Regions from separate parts of the Mus musculus genome. Here region 2 is linked to region 1. The links are chromatin loops, found by intact Hi-C in ENCODE. Cell type or tissue: heart. All regions are shown on one strand. Each heading gives the region's core, and the rest is flanking DNA. Links, peaks and the distances in the headings are about the cores only.

Region 1 (8,341 bases), core at 272-8,271:
AATAAAATATTGGTGTTGAAAACTGATGATAAATTTGATTTTCACCCTTGTAAGTAATTTGGTCTTTTTGCCTGTGCAAAGGATTTTTTTCCTAAAAATATTTATTTTTATTAGTTTTAATTGATGTGTGTGTGTGTGTGTACTCCAGAGGTGAAAGGTGTCATATTTCACTGGAGCTGAACTTATAGTGCTGGTGATCTGCTTGATATGGGAGATGGGATCTGAACTTGGGTTCTTTCTAAGAGCAGCACATCTTACAAAAGTGTACCTTCCATTGTAACTGCTGAACAATTTCTTCTGGCACTTTTCTTTTTTTATGCAGTATTTTAGTAGAAAAAACCCACATATATATGTCACAGTGATACAACATGTCCTTTTAACATATAGTTTAATTTTTGCTGAAGAATTTTAATTAATTATTTTTAATATCTATTTTGTCCCACTATGTTGGTTTTCTTTTTTAGGAACTTCTATCATACTTGTGTTAGATCTTTCTTAAACCTGTTTTGATATGTGTTTTTTTTTTAAAAAAACATTCTTTTTATTTTATTTTTGTCTTTATTTTAAATTTATATTATCTTTTGAAAAATCAGTTTTTAAGACTATTTAAAATATTTTTTTCCATTTTTTATTAGGTATTTAGCTCATTTACATTTCCAATGCTATACCAAAAGTCCCCCATACCCACCCACCCCCACTCCCCTACCCACCCACTCCCCCTTTTTGGCCCTGGCGTTCCCCTGTACTGGGGCATATAAAGTTTGCGTGTCCAATGGGCCTCTCTTTCCAGTGATGGCTGACTAGGCCATCTTTTGATACATATGCAGCTAGAGTCAAGAGCTCCGGGGTACTGGTTAGTTCATAATGTTGATCCACCTATAGGGTTGCAGATCCCTTTAGCTCCTTGGGTACTTTCTCTAGCTCCTCCATTATTTAAAATATTTATTGGATCTGTTTTTTGACAATTTTATAAGTATGTAAATTTTTGCTACTATAGCCCCTACCTTTTTTATTTTTCCTGTTATTCCTACCCACTTCCTTATGCCCACAATTCCCCTCTTTTGCATGATTTCCTTAGCAGTTTTACTGTTTTTGGATTTCATATTTTAAATTACAAAGTATCAGCTAATATAAATGAAAAATTTGTAAGTTTATTATTTTATTATTTTAGAAATTATAATTATGTCATTTTTCTTCTTCCCCTTCCCTGCTCCAACCCCTCCCAACCACCCTGCTTGCTGAATCTAACATTCATGGCCTTTTTTTACTTAATGTTTTTTACACACACACACACACACACACACACACACACACACACACACACACTATGTATATAGATATACACACACACTATATGTGTGTGTATATATATATATATATATATACACACATACATACATACACACATACATATATACTTATATATTTATACTTATGTATATACCCAAATACATAAATACCACCTGATCACCTTGTTTAACATTACTTGTATATATATGATTTCAGGGCTAACCACAATTCCCTTTGAAGCATTCAGGGTTTGTTGTCGCTGTTATTGTTGTTGTTTTGCGACCCACTGAGATTAACCAGAATCATGTGTGTGACTATGTCTTTTAAACAGTTAATTGGAGCTTAGTTGGTTTCCAGATGGTACACAACTGAAGACATGACTGCCCTTTTTTTTTCAGAATCCATAAGTAGCTGGTAGCTTAGCAGGGAGGAGCAGGTCCCACAGGCCCCTCCCTGACCACCTGTTGATAGGCTCATTTGTGTGTAGACTTAATGAATATAGCCACAGCTGTTTTGAAGTCATGACAGCATTGGCTGTCCTTATCCAGAAGACAGCATTTCACTCTATCTTCTGGCTCTTAGATTTCTTTCCTCCTCTTCCATGATGTATCCTGAACTTTAGGTAGGGCAGTGTGAAACTTAGTCCTGTTTAGGGCTGATCACTCAAACACCAGCTATTTTCAGCATCTTCAGCAGCTGTATGTCTCTGCATCCACCACCATTCATTGCAAAGAGATTTTTTTATTGCAAGACAGTCTATTTTATATTTATTCATTCAGGGGTTTTGTTGTGTGACATGTAAAGCAAGTTTATTTTCTATGAAGATTAAAAGATAAAACTACTAAACTATGGTTATATTGCTAAGTTACACAAGTTACAAAAAGATACTTCTATAGTTTGGTTATGGCTTTAGTATGTATGTACATCGATGTGTGCATTGTGTGTTTGTAGTTTGGTCCCCAGTGTGATGCTAATAAACAGTGACAAGATTTTAACAAACACTCACTGTGGGAGCTTGTTACTGGTCCTCTGAGTGCTGTGGCTTCGGGCCTTGCTATGTCTTCTTCTCATACACAATCCTGTCTTGATGCCACCTCTGTGAGGAGACAGTATGCTTGTGCTCACGAGAGTCCTATGCTATTTGGAGTTGCAGATAACAAAACTATGAAAAAATTATTTTTCTGCCAATATATACATGTATATGTATATACACACATACATGCATATATATGTATAAGACACACATATGTATATATACATATATGTATATTTATATAATTTCTTTATCCACTGGAACATGGGAAACCTACATTGGGAACATCCTAAAAAAAAGATACAAAAGAATAATTCTCCCACCCCACAGCTCTCAACTTCCAGTGAGGGATGGGACCTGGAGAGTACCTTTCTAATCCATGCCAAAATTTGGCTTGATTTTTTTATTGTAATTTTTATTCGTGAGATTTGTACATGTATATATAATGAAACATGATCTATTACTGTGACTCCCTTCCAAATTCCCTGAAATCCCCCTAACAAGGCTCCTTCCAAAATTCACATCATCTTCTCTTTTGTTTTTGATAGCCAACTAAATCCAACTAGTGTTGCCCATGTATACACCGGTGTGATGGCTTGAATAGAATGGCCTGTATAGTGTTGTGTACTTGAATGCCTGGTCCATAGTTGGTGGACCTGTCTGGGGATTAGGAAGTATGGTCTTGGAGGAAGTGTGTCACTGGGGTGGGCTTTGAGGTTTCAAAAGCCAGTGCCAGGCCCAGTCTGTCTTTCTGATGCTGTCTCAGGGTAAGATGTAAGTTCTTAGCTACTGCTTCAGCATCATGCCTGCTTGCTTGCTACCATGCTCCCTGTCAGGATGGTCATACACTCATCTTCTGAAACTGTGAAAAAAAAAACCCTAGTTAAATGCTTGGTTTTATAAATTGCCTTGATGATGGTGTTTCTTCACAGCAGTAGAACAGTAACTAAGGCACAGGTATGGGGCCATCCACTGGAACATGGAGAATCCATCAAAGGCCATGCATTAAAAAAGAAAGATTCTCTCCCTCCAGCAGCTATCAGCTGTTAAGTAAAGGTGGAACCTGGAGAACACCTCCCCATAAATGTGCCAGAATTTTGTCTGGATTGATGTTGTGCAGGTGGGCACTGCTGCTTTGGGCTGACAAGTGCCAAAGCAACAGCATGCCCAGAAGACGGAGTTTCCTAGCACACCCCTCAGCCTGCGTCTTTTGTTGGAGTCTGTTCCCTGGGAAATATTTTGGGGTTTTATTTGTTGAAGTTTTGGCTGTTTGATTTTGTGAGTTTACAAAGTATGGACTGCTTCGGGTCCTTTAGACATTTAAAAAAGTGTATTTATTTGTGTGTACGTGTGAATGGACACCTGTGTATACATAAGTTAAAAACAACTTATAGGACCTAGTTTTCTCCTACTATGTTCTTCTGCAATAATGGAGCTAGATTTCATTTAGTATCTTGGTGATGCTGATTCTGTTGGCTCCGTGGACCTGCTCAGATATGCAGTATACTATTACAACACCCTACCTGTACCTTTTATGGAATCAGTGTTATGGAATGTCTTGGGTTTTTCAACTATTTATATTATAAATGTAAACATCAAAGAATGATACAGGACTTAGCTTTTAGCTTCATTGATGACAGGTTAAAAAGCAAGTTAGTATCTGGGGGGCAGTTTAGTTACTGAACTTTTCCGACATCACTCTGTATTTTGTTTTTGTACACTCCCCCAAATTATTTTAAGAAATCTGCTTCTATTTTATGCATAAAGGTGATGCATGAAATCTAAACATCGTCTGTAAGGCTTTGTGATACATGATAAAGCTGAAGTGAATTTAGGTCTAATCTCAGTTTCTTTTTATATTGAAATAAACTGCCTTATAAGGAAGTCTACTTGGAAATGAGCTTTATATAAATGTTTTAAAACCAACTTCTTTCGGAATTCTTTTGAGTTTATGTTTATCTGGGAAAACAAGCGTGGAAGAGTGCATGTGTGCATGAATCTGTCTGTCTGTCTGTCTGTCTGTCTGTCTGTCTGCACAGTTTACATGTATAGCCATGCTCCTCTACTTTAAAGAAGATGAAATCTTAAACCAGAGCTGATGGTTTAGATCTATAATCCCAGCTACTCAGGAGGCTGGTGCAGGAGTATTACAAATTCAAGCATGAGCTACAAAGTGACAGCTTGCCAACTTAATGAGATTCTGTGTCAAAATAAAAAGTAAAAAGAAAACCAGGAGGATGATGCAGTGGTAAAATGCTTGTTTTGCATGCTCAGAACCCTGTGTTCAATATCCAGCCCCATCATAAAATACAAACTCTTGTAATTCTGCCTTTATAGAAACCAGACATTTAAATAGATGACTTTGGAGATTAACTTAAGCACAATTATCCTACTCTTGATATGATGTCTAGAGAGGATGGGTTTGTTTATAGTTTTGAAAACAAACTGAAGTAGATTGTGGGGAGCCGAGAATAAAGTGGTAAATGGATGAAACATTTCCACCAGCAGATGGCACCATAACATTTCTACAGCCTGTAGCCCTCAGCTAGTCCCAGTCAGAAAGCAGGCTTAAATTGGCCACACACCAAAGGTGGTGAGCGCTATAACCTCAGCATTCTGAGTTTAAGGTCGCTTAGGCCATCTAGCATGACTTTATGTCAAACAGATTATCCACCTTAATTGAAGCTGGACACATAAAACGTATGAAATATTTCAGTCATTAATTATCATGATGTAAAATTACATATGAATCAAGTAATAGACTTCAGATATAAAATAAATAATAATCTTTTACGTATCCTACAGTACCTTCCACTAAACTCTGTCATAGTACCTACCCAATGGATAGATGTTCGTTTTCCTAGCCAAATAGTGAGGTCAAGGAAAGAATGCTATTTAATCTTTGGAGGGGAGAGAACCAAGTACCAGACTCATGATTGTCACTCAACAGATATTTCTTCCTTTTGCCCATTTCCAGAGAATGTATTAGGTATTGTTTTGAAGGCATACAAGACTTTCCGTGTATCGGTCACCTCAAAGCTTTTTAGTTTCTGTTAGCAAGTACATTTCAGGCCCAATTCTTTTGAGGTTGATGTATGTTCCATGGTACTTTTTTAAAAACCATCTTTCAAAATATGTTTTCACATGTATGTTTAATTTTCTCTCACATTTTATGATATGTTCCTCTATGTACACATATCATATTCTATGTTGTTGTATGTACACAGTTCATTTTTTCTAACAGCTGTCCTCAGTTTACCTACCCATCTCCCTTTTGATGAGCATATAAGGGCTTCAAAATCCTCAATACTAAACTAACTACCCTCACTTAAATTACTTTATGAATCTTCTTAAGTTGCCTGAAAGTTTGTGGTATTGCTGAATGTTGGAGAATATATATACCTAATTTTTACAAAATATTTACAGGTAACTCTATAGAATATCTGTCACTTTGCATTCCTAGTAGCCTGCAAGAAGTCTCCGGCCTCCTTCCATCGAACAGTTAGTATTGTGCAGTGTTTCCAGTTTTGTTAGTTAGATGGTAGAAAGTGAAAACATTTCTTGAGTGAAACAAACAAATCAGCCTGGTGAGTTGAAGCTCTAATCTATTGCAGCTAAAGGAAGTCAGGTGTGGAGGGTCACGGGTGTAATAATCCTTGTACTTGGAAGGCTGACGGAGGGGGAGCTCTACAAGTTCAAGGTCAGCTTGTTCTATGATGTGTATTCTAGGTTATTCTGCACTGAACATTGATATACCATCTCAAAAACCAATCAAACAAATAAACAACTAAAAACAAAACAAAAAACAAACAGCAAACTTGCATAGTTTTCCCCCCTTGGATGATGGTTCTCCACCGTCTGAACTTTCGTTGTTTATGCTTAGCATTAAAGTAAGTTCCAATATGTATTCTTAAGTATCTCTTAGAATCTGGAAACTAATTATCTGAAAACTGAGTCAAATAGGTCCAACTTATGTGGCATCCTTTGTCATCTAATTTTTTTCCCCTCTGGAACTAGAAAAAAAAAAAGGATTGTAGAGAGATTCAGGTTATGTTAACACTCTACTCCACATCAGTGATTTAAAACTTCAGATGGTTTCAGTGTGCAGCCAGGGCTGATGATAATCACTGCCCTAGAATTTTAGGTTTTATCATTTTTTCCTGATATGGAAAATATTATTTTAGTTTGAATATAAAATGCTATTTTGTTATATTGGCTAGGTTTAATTAAGCCAAAGAGGAATTTAAAACTTAAATATCTTTTGGAAATGAAACAGACTACAAGTCTGTGCACTGTGTCTAGGTGATCAAAGCGACGAGGAGAACTGGACGATTTTGGTGACAATCTGTTAAGGCTGAATTTAACTTACAGTGAACTAGGAAGGACTTGGATTTGTGTATTGGGGGATACAGCTACTCCAAAGAATTAAGAGTAGATTCTACTTCAGGCAGAGATATAAGTATGTACTTGCAAGTTCAGTCTTCTTATCCAATCATTGAGGAGTAGTATCCAATCACATAAGTACTGAGCCAACTTTTGTTTAACTCATTAAAATTAAGCACATTATGGTATTTTGAAAGGACAAAATGTGTGGCATTAATTGTGGGAACCAAAGCCAGTGCAGTTATAACTAGCCACTTTCTGAGGGTCAGCAACAACACTCTGCTCTAGATAAATGGTTTATTACAGGTTTACTTCCTCAGTGTCAGGTTTAGTGTAGCAGATATATTGAGGCAAATAGGGTTTGTGTGTTTCACTTTCTTAGAAATGGACGTCAGCATTAATACTTAAGAACTGACTAGGGAAGCAGTGTGTAGAACGGATCTTCTGACTGCTTGTGTGGTTTATGTAGAACTGGTCTTCTATTTACTTATACAGTTAATGAAACGCTACAACTGAAGGGAAATCTAAATTTGTTTCTCTGGAACACTAAATATTAAAGCCCTCGAGTATTTTTAATAACAAATATGCCAAAATTATAATCTAGTTATCAGTCTAAAGAAGAGATTTTTGGTTTCAGTTTCATCAAGAAACAGCCTGACCTTTTGACTCCTTACTTTCTTACCTGAATTATGAGGCTAAATCCTGTCATCTAAGCATAAAATGAAATACAATACTTTTTATTTATTACTGTAATATTTCAAAACCTTAGGGTTCAAGTGTATAGTTTCCTTCTACCCCATTTATGCAAATCACACTTATTTCCACAATGAAATTAAACCAGGAGAAGAAAAATTGTAAGTACAAAAAGTATTACTTTAATTCTTACAGCACACGTGGTACAGCTATACTTATGTGCATTGCTCAGGTGGTTAAGTTGGAGCCTAGTAAGAATGAATGATTTGTCTAACAAAGGCCACGTTAGAGATAGTAAATTGTAATCTATATTTTAATCAAAGACTCCAAAATCCATGCTTTTTCTAGTATATACGATACTCTTTTTGAACCAAATGGCCTACAATGTAAAAGATAGACTTCTTAGTGGGTATGTTTTAAGATGTGAGTAAGTCTTTCTGTTATGGTTTTCCACACATAGAAGTCCTTAAAACAACTGTCATCCTTACCCAACATGCCATGGGCTCACAAACCTATTAAACTATATTTATTATAGATATGCTTTTCTCTGTACAAGTTTGCTGCTTGAAGGCAGTAATGGGGTTAAGTACCATCCAGGCGTGCACCAGGAGATAGAAGAACCACACTCACAGAGGCCTCCTTCCTTAGCTTTTCATATAAAGTGTGGTGATCCCTTGATATTCCAAATATACAGTGTCCTTCCATGTATGTTTTGAAACAATACTGTATGTGATGAGTGGAGTTTGGTCACAAACATGGTGACTATCACTAGTCCCAGTCTCTAGCCCTAGTGCCCCTTTTGGTAACTGTATATTTCCCACTCGTGTGGAAGGACAGGCAGCCTTTGAGAATGAAATAACATACTTTCTAATCAGTATTTCTTTACCTGGCCCCTTTTTTCTTCTAGTGGAAAACTGAAAAAGACACATAACACACACCTAA
Region 2 (8,341 bases), core at 322-8,321, 600 kb after region 1:
CAAGAAGAGGAAATGTGTCATTAGCATGATCTAATCGCTTCAGATCTCTGCTAACTTCATAATGAAAGATGCTGTTCTTCAACCACACTCATTGTGTATGTTTAAGATTGAAGATGCTCGTATCTGCTACTAATGTACTGATTTCATAAGTTTCCTGTGTCCCTGCTTATTTTTCCATTGGGAATTAATTTGTATTATTAAAAGCATGTAATTTTGCTCCAATATAAGTCAGTTTCCCCCTCTGACATCTATCATGTATATTGAGCTATATTTTCTAGTGTCTTGCTAATTTTTCAAATATTTCACTTTTAGAGTATTAGTTTGACATGAAGTGTTTCTTTATGGTTTCCTCCATTCCATTTATATCATTTAAATGTGTGTGCATTTATATTTCTGAGATCAGATGAATACACACTGCTATCTTCTTCTAATTTCTCTCTATATCCTCCCTCTTTCCCTCCCACATCCTCACTCCTGCTCTCCTTGTTCTCTCTGCACTGAGGATTGAACTCATGACATGCTGCATGGTAGGAACATACTGTCCCGCAGAGCACTTACAGTATACTCTTCAATCCATTAGGAAGCTGGAATCTGTTTATATACCGTAGCATGTGAGGCACTCCAAGCTGTAATACTTAGACTGAATGGATATGGGAGAATCTGCCAACCATGAGGGCCCGGGTAGGTCTTTAAATATCAAGAGAAAATCAGATCTTTTTTTTTTTTTTTTTAAAGCAGAGCTTAGAATGGAAACCTCCTTTACCTAGAGAAAAAGGGTCCTGTTGAGGCAGCTGCAGCCCTTTTGAAAGGTCATTTGGAGCCCCTCAGGAGGAAAAGCAAGCTGGCTGGAAGCCCCAAATAGCAAGAAAGCTCCCTGGGGATGTTTGTACGTTGGACTGTGAGCGAGCACCAGTGTAAACACTAACGGCCAAGTCTGAGCTCCAAGTGGACACCAGAGAAAGCAGGGATGCAGATATATGTGAACAGAGGATTTATTAAAAGTGGTCACACTCAGGATCTGAGACAGTCTGTGGAGAAAGGGGAGGCAAACCTGCAGAGAGAAGAGGCCTTGGGGTCTGCAGAAAGTGCAAACTCATTCACAGAAGCTTAGAAGCTTTGAGGGCCTTGTGAGCCTTGTTGAATTTTGTGTATTTTGTGGCTCACGATGAGGTGGTAGCTGTAACAATATGTATGTTGTGGTCTAAGTAAATCATAGCATGCAGATCTGAGAATGTAGTAAAGGTGCCAGGTGGGATATTCTTCACCCCGCCCCCATAATCTTCTTCTTCCTAAGTAAAGCTTGTCACTATGGAGCTGGTGTCACAACCCAGGACTTAGGAGGAACTAAGGGATGTGAAGGAGCAGGGCTGTCCAAAGGGACAATGTGTTCAGCTCTCTCTTCTCCGTGTGAGGTCGTTGCTAAGGCTTCCTCTGCCTGGGTGCACCACACACACACACACACACACACACACACACACACACACACACACGCGCGCGCGCGCCCCGTGTGTTAAGTACTTATCCACAACTTCCCTGGTACTAAGAGCTCACTCACCACACAGTGTACATGTGTGGGGCAGCTTTGGTTGAAAGGGCAGAAATGTCCACTAAAGTTTATTCACCAAAATATTTCCTTTTAGAAGAATTCATGTATCCTGGGTTAAAAACCATGGCCTCCTTTCATGGCATTGCAAAAGAGTCAAGAAGGCACCTTTTATCCAAAGTAAACTCAGACGGTGACAGCCAGAGGGTTACTTGATTCCCCTCACCCCAGCTGCAAATGTCTCCATCCCTTCTCACCCTGGTGCTGCTTCACCCTGGCTGCACTTTGAACAGCTATTGGCTTTCAAACCCCAGTGCCCACACCACACCCCAGAGCAATTAACCCAAATCTCTGGGCTGAAGCAATTCTTAAAGCTCCCTAGGTGATTCAAATATGTGACCAAAGTTGGGAAGGATTGGCCTTCCATAAACCCTGGAACACGGGTCCCAGATGATTCACATCTTTGATTTCCCCATCCAGGCACCAGGCCATTTTGCCAAAGGTGTGAACGTGCCCTAAGCCTGTGGGAATTCTCATGCCTGAGTAAAAGGCTGAGAGCTGGCCTCTCAAAGCTTTATTGTTTGCTTTGTTTTAAATCCCAGATTAGTAATGTGCAGATTATAGGATTATGAAATGATTTTTCTATTTTACAGTGACTTGACATCTTAAACCAAGATGTTTGCGGATCCACGGTTTTCACTGTTGCTTTCTGAGAGCCTCCCGTTTGTTCTTAGCTCCAGAGTGTACTTCCTTCCAGCTCACTTTCAACAGCTGCAGACTTTCTGCATAGCTGCCCATCATGGCTCGGGCCTGTCCCCTCACACTGACGTGGCAGGGATTTCTGTCCTTCCCGTAGGATGGTTTTTTCATGGTGTGGCCAACATGGCCCTGAATGGCTGGCTCGAAAACTAAGGGCAGGAAAGCTAAGTATGTAGGTGGTTCATGATAGACTGAGAAGAGCCAGCCCTCGTCTTCTTTGTGGTTTGGTGATGTAAATGTGTCACCTTTAGGAGGTGACAAGTTCTACTCCTGTTCATTCCTGCTGATGGGCTTGAGTCCTGAACCCATGTTTCTTGGAGTCAAGAGGTGGTCTATTCCACCTACAGAGCCTACAGCACAAACCTGTCTCCTGGCTGCCAAACACCAGCAACCACTGAAGACCACACCTTCCATGCTTCTGTTTACCTGAATGGCTGAGAGTTATGGCACATATTGCCCTTTGACATCTATAGAACATCTTATTCTTTTTCCTCAGAAGGTCATACAGAGTGCTGATGTGATACACAGAGCACTGTCAAAAGCCAATAAAATGGAGATATTTCTCTACTTGCTTTAATGGATTTCAAGAAGTATCCAGGGAGCCATGACCATAAAGTCATCAGCCTACTTCAAGTGTGGCTTATAGATTAACTTATACTTATATTTGGAAAAACTCTCCACACTACTTGCACTCTGCCATACAGGGAATTTTCTTGCCCCACACTGCCTCTACCTGCTTCACACAAGTAGGGCTGGGGAAAGATGCCTCGGTCTCCACAACGGATGCATTACCTCTGAGACAGAAAGGACTCTAAGAACAACACAGGAGCCTGGAAGCCGGAGGAAAGGAGAGAGCTCTGGCTTGGGATCTGGAAAAGTCTAAAGCCACTATGTTTACCCAGAAAGCCATGCTTCGAGGAAAGGCTTGTAGTATGGGAGGCCATTTGAGGCTGCAAGATAAGCTTACAGAGGTTTGGAAGTACACAAGTTCAAGGCTCATTTTGCCCTGGAGGTGGCAAATCTCACAAAGGACTAGAATATGGGACGCCTGTGGGGTGAGGAGAAAGGCCACAAAGATACACTAGCACTAGACCACAGAAACTGTTGAAATCCGGGCTAAATTTGATTTTCCTTCGATTTGTGTTTTTCTATATAATGTGTTTATTACAGTGTGTTTGGCCACACATTTGCATGCTCTAGTGACTTTTTTGGCTTGGTGGGCAAAGCCTAAGTCTGTTGTAATTAACTTTACATCACAGCGAACCATGCAGATATGAGTAATTCCCCTTAATTACCACTTGGTGACTGTGGCAACTGCTCTTTACAATGAGAATAAGACACAGTTAGCTGTGGAGTCATGGCGCTGTAGTTTCTGTTTCTGGTTTCAATTGTGTCCTGTGGTTTGAGTGTGATATGCCTATGACATGGAGCTTTGAGATGGTTGCAGGATTAAATTTTCTTTTAAAACTGCCCCCCAGATGAGTCTCTCACCAGGTGGAAGTCAGCAATATCAGTAAAAATCTAGGTTCCTTAGCTGGGTGCTCATCTTGTCTGCCATGTGTGCTAAGTTATTTTAAGGCATTGGATGCACATGGTGGAATCCGGTTGTGCAGATTTAGATGGGACACCATTCAAATCATGCCCCCCCCAATCTGCTACATACAGAAAAAGTCCATCTATATCCCTGGCACTGAACCTGTGAGCTTCCCCTGTGCCACGTGAAACAGTGCTAGTAGGCATTTGGAAAAGCTAGATCAAAGCCGTTCAGACCCTCGGTGTGCCCTTCATGGGCAGGATGCAGAGTTGGATGAGCTTCAAGCAGTAAAGCTTCACCCCAGAGGATTGAGGGGAACGGGACGGGACGTTTTCTTCCCAGTCTTTCCTGTCTCTTCTGGTCTCCTCTCTGTAGCAGCCCAGCCAGTCCCGTTCCTGAACTGCTGTGGGAGGAAAAAGCCAGACAGCTAAGTACGAACTACTGAGGATGAAGAAAGGAAGGGAGCCTAGGGAAGGAAGCGTTAGGTCGCAATTGAAAAAAAGATCATTGAGAAATAGGAGCGCTCCGAGGGGATCCAGAGCCTTGCCTGAATCAAAAGAATCATAAGAAAACTCATGAAGCCTTGGCCACCATCACCGATGCATCGGCATTACTCAGGGCCATGTGAAAGGAATTTCCTTTCCTCTGCCTCTCCTAGAGCAGAAGGGACGCAAACCCACGGTCCTGAAACCTGGCTGGGCCCCTCCGACTCTAACCTGGGCCTGACCTGGAGGAGGGCAGGGCAGCTGCACACACCAGTTTCCCAGCCCAGCTCAGGAAGCTGCACTAACAGGTGCGGCCGGGGGCGGCGGGGGACCCAGAACCCGGGAGAGCCTGGCGCCGGGGCCAGCGACTCCGCACCTGCGGCGGGATCCCCCTAGGCAATCCGGCTGGGAAGCTCTCACCGCCCAGGAACTGCATCCCTGCTTCGCGCTCTTCCTTAAAATTGGGCCCCACTCCAGACGGAGCCCCTGCCAAGGGGGCCACAGTGCAGTTTGGGTTTGGGTTTGATTGATACTAAGATTTGTTTCTTTGACACACTAAGCGCTAGGTACACCTCCCGGCCTTGGGGAGATGGGGTGAGGACAGCAGGGACTAGAGGACTAGTTCGGCTTCCTGGGAGCAACCCTGCAGTCTGACGCTCCCCTCGCTGTTGTATAGAACAAGAGTGCCCCCTAGTGGCCGAAAATTAGCGTCGGGCTAGGAGAGAGCAACTGTGCACATTAACACATAAAATTCTTATTTGTTCTGTCTCCTGACCCTACTCCTCTCTTGCTGTCAGTCGCATTATTTACAATCTAGAAGCCTACGGGAAGTGACCGGAAACCTATCTAGACCGACACGTTTAATGTCTGAAATCTAGACAGAATTCAGCTTCTGGACTTGCGGTCTGTTGTCCCCCCTTCTCAATTGTAGTTCTGACTTTAATGTTTCTTGTAATATAAGCTGTATCAGATGTGGATAGATAAGAGAATAAAGAACGTGATGGTCATCAGCCCTCCTATCAGGGGTGAGGACAAGCAGACAGAATTTTACAATCCAAGTCCAGGCCCAAGAAGTGCAAGGAATTATGGGACACTTTCGAGGGGCACTTGTACATGATATAAAGAACAAGCAAGACCATCAAGAAAAGAGTCAGGGGCTGGAGAGAGAATTCAGCAGTTAAGAACAGGTTCTGTTCTTGCAGAGGACCCAGTTTGATTCCCAGCACGCACGCTGAGTAGTTTCCAATCTCCTGTAGCCCTGGCTCCGGGGACTCCAATGCCCTCTTCTGGCCTCCATAGGGGCTGCATTAGTGTGTAAATATCACCCCCTCCATGCACGCAAAAATTGAAAATCAGTCTTTAAAGAAGACACAGCAGCATGTGGAGGAAGTTCCAGACAATGGAAACAGCAAAGACAGAAGAGCCCTGAGATTAGAAAAACTAACCAGAGAAGTTGCAGCACAGGGCGAAGGAAGTGGTAGACAGGGACTAGAAAGGGCGGAAGTTAGAATGAGCCTCTAAGGAGCTGGAGGTGTTGATAAAAGGGCGGGCTTCGGGGAATGCAGATGATGTTCTAGAAGCCAGTGAACGTTTAGACAGGTGAATGGCACGCTCAGATTTCTGTTTGTTCAGGATCATTCTAAATTAAATAGTGAACTTTGCCTTAGGCTAGCTGTTAGGTCTGGGCAGCCTGGCTGACAAACAGGACAAAGGAGACCTCAGGTTCATCCGATCTATCTGTTACTCCATCCTCTGGAGAAACCTAAACTCAGTGTCTAAGGTAGATCTGAGGTCTTTTTCATCTTCCCTTCAAGGCCCCCCAAAATGCCAGTCAAAACCAGACACCAGCTCCGGAGTGTGCTTCTGTTAAAAACAACCCCATAAAAGCATGCGCAGACACAGAGAGAGACAAGGTTGCAAAAGGATACGGTCGTTAGACGTTCTATCCTGGGACCTAAGAAGAGTCAGACCCCTACTTAGACGCTCATGACTACTGAGAACCATAAGACGTGAGGAGCAGACATTGCAGGCAAGCAATGGGGGTGGAGTGGCCGGGCCACGATGCTCCCACGAAGAACTGGAGGGTCAGAGGGCTTGACTCTGAATTGACACATAGAATCCCATTTCAATTAACACATAAAACTGAGAAAACAGGTTTAGAAATTGGAAAGTAACTCAAACTCTGTAAAAACAAAAGGCAATAAAACACAGTTGTCCCAATATTTGGATAGTTTAGATACCCTCGGCAATTCACGGAAACTGGGAATCTAAGAGAGATAGCTCAGCTTTGGCTGGGCCACTTAGTGTTCTGTTGAAAAGTCATGACCCATGGAGGAAGATGGTGATAAAGACAGGATGATAAGAACGGCAAAGAAAGAAATGAGATCTGGCGAGCACCACCCGAAACTCAGGCAGACAACATGAAATAGGAGGAGGCAGTCAGCGACAGCCCTGGCTTACCTGCTTATTAGTTCTGTGACCCTGCCGATGCCACTTAACCTCTCTGACCAGGTCTCAGTGTGCTGTTACAAAAATAACAAAGTTTTCATATTGCACGGGGGCTTTAGCCCTGTCACGAAGGGAATCCCTGCACGTACCAGGCCTGCCTCTTCCTGGCTCTGTGACTCAGATAAGTTTTAGGCCCTCTAGACTTTGTTCATGTGGAACACAAGGCTGCTGCATGCCTGGATTGAATGAGCCCAGGCAAAGCAAATCCAAGAATCCTGCCTTTCACACCAAAGTGTTTCACAATCCATGACCCTTTCTTTCAGCACTGATTGGATTGCAAACGTGCCGATTCCTCTCTGTATACAGCTGAAGGACGGTGTTGCCTTTAGCATGATGTGATTTCACTGGGTGATAAATATTAAAAACAAACAAACAAACATAAGCAGAGAGAAGAGGACAAAAGCGGTGCTAAAGCACATTGTCCCTCTCTTAACAGAGGAAAAGGATAAAGACTGTGAGGACTCAAGGTCTCAAACAGCCTCGCCCACAAAGCCAGGAGACCTCCATACAGATCTCTACTCTTCATTTTTCTTTCTTCTTTTCTTTTCTTTTCTTTTCTTTTCTTTTCTTTTCTTTTCTTTTCCTTTCTTCTCTCTTCTTTTCCTTCTTTCTTTCCTTCCTTCCTTCTTCCTTCCTTCCTTCCTTCCTCTCTTTTTTTTGATGAAAAACACTAGCAGTGATCAATGCCCTCCCATCAAGTGGGAATAAGGTGTCTGGTGAGTGTGAGAAACATCGATAATTCAGATCTTATCTAACATCTCCACTGAGAGGCAGAGTAATTGCTAGTTAATAGAATCTATGAAGGCACTCTCTGCAAACCTCCAGGGAGCCTCTCTAGGGCACAGAAACTAATGGGGGAAGCCTAGAAATTTTGCAAAGGGTCTCAAAGACCATTTACTTATTCCTCCCAAAAAGAAATGTTGATTTCCTGCCTTACACCTCCGCAGCACTGTGAGGGACAAAGCCACGAATCACTCCACATAGAGAAAGGAGGGAGGGCGAAGCTAAGAGAGCCTCATCCACGGGTTAGAAAAGGAAACAGCCAGGCAGACCTGAGGACCCCTCACCACCAGCCTGAGAGTGGAGGACGGGCAGCTGCCCAAGGACCCAGAAACAAACTGCCAGTCAGTTGATTTGCACACACTGGAGGGGACAAATGCCGAACCTTCTCACACCAGTCTTTATCATAAAGTCTCCTCCTTGGGCTGGAAAGATGGTTCAGTGGTTAGTGGTGCTTGCTGCTCTCCCAGAGGACCAGCTTTGGTTCCTAGCACCCAAATCAGGCAGCCCACAGCCAGATGTAACTCTAGCATCACTGATACTATCAGCCTCTGAGAGCGGCCCACACACAGCATGCTATAGATATGTATTCACATAAGTAAAAATGTAGTTATCTTTTCAAGAATGGCAAAAAAAATGTCTTCCCAAAATAATAATAATTTTATAACAGTTTTAAGTGAACCTGTACCTTATTAATCTCAACCATGGCCCCTGAGTATTATTTATTTATTT

The links. A loop is a pair of places that touch in the nucleus more often than their neighbours do. Peaks named below come from ENCODE experiments on the same cell type or tissue, not always from the same donor. Only the 100,000 strongest peaks of a DNase experiment are listed, where the experiment ranks them.
Region 2: it touches region 1 in a loop (9-fold over the local background); 33 of 42 quality-filtered maps call a loop at or near these places.

Annotation. Positions count from the first base shown.
Region 1 is chr19:43,393,050-43,401,390 of GRCm38, reverse strand. No RefSeq gene overlaps it. Among named protein-coding and RNA genes, the nearest start is that of Hpse2, 8.9 kb to the right of the region's middle. In heart, for the core only: a CTCF peak has its summit at 4,824 (motif pointing right); no DNase peak of the experiment used is centred there; H3K27me3 peaks cover 645 bases.
Region 2 is chr19:42,791,750-42,800,090 of GRCm38, reverse strand. The region is part of intron 11 of Hpse2 (heparanase 2); the gene reads left to right. Among named protein-coding and RNA genes, the nearest start is that of Hps1, 16 kb to the right of the region's middle. In heart, for the core only: a CTCF peak has its summit at 5,008 (motif pointing left); a DNase peak (open chromatin) is centred at 4,970; H3K4me3 peaks cover 983 bases; H3K27ac peaks cover 526 bases; H3K27me3 peaks cover 1,954 bases.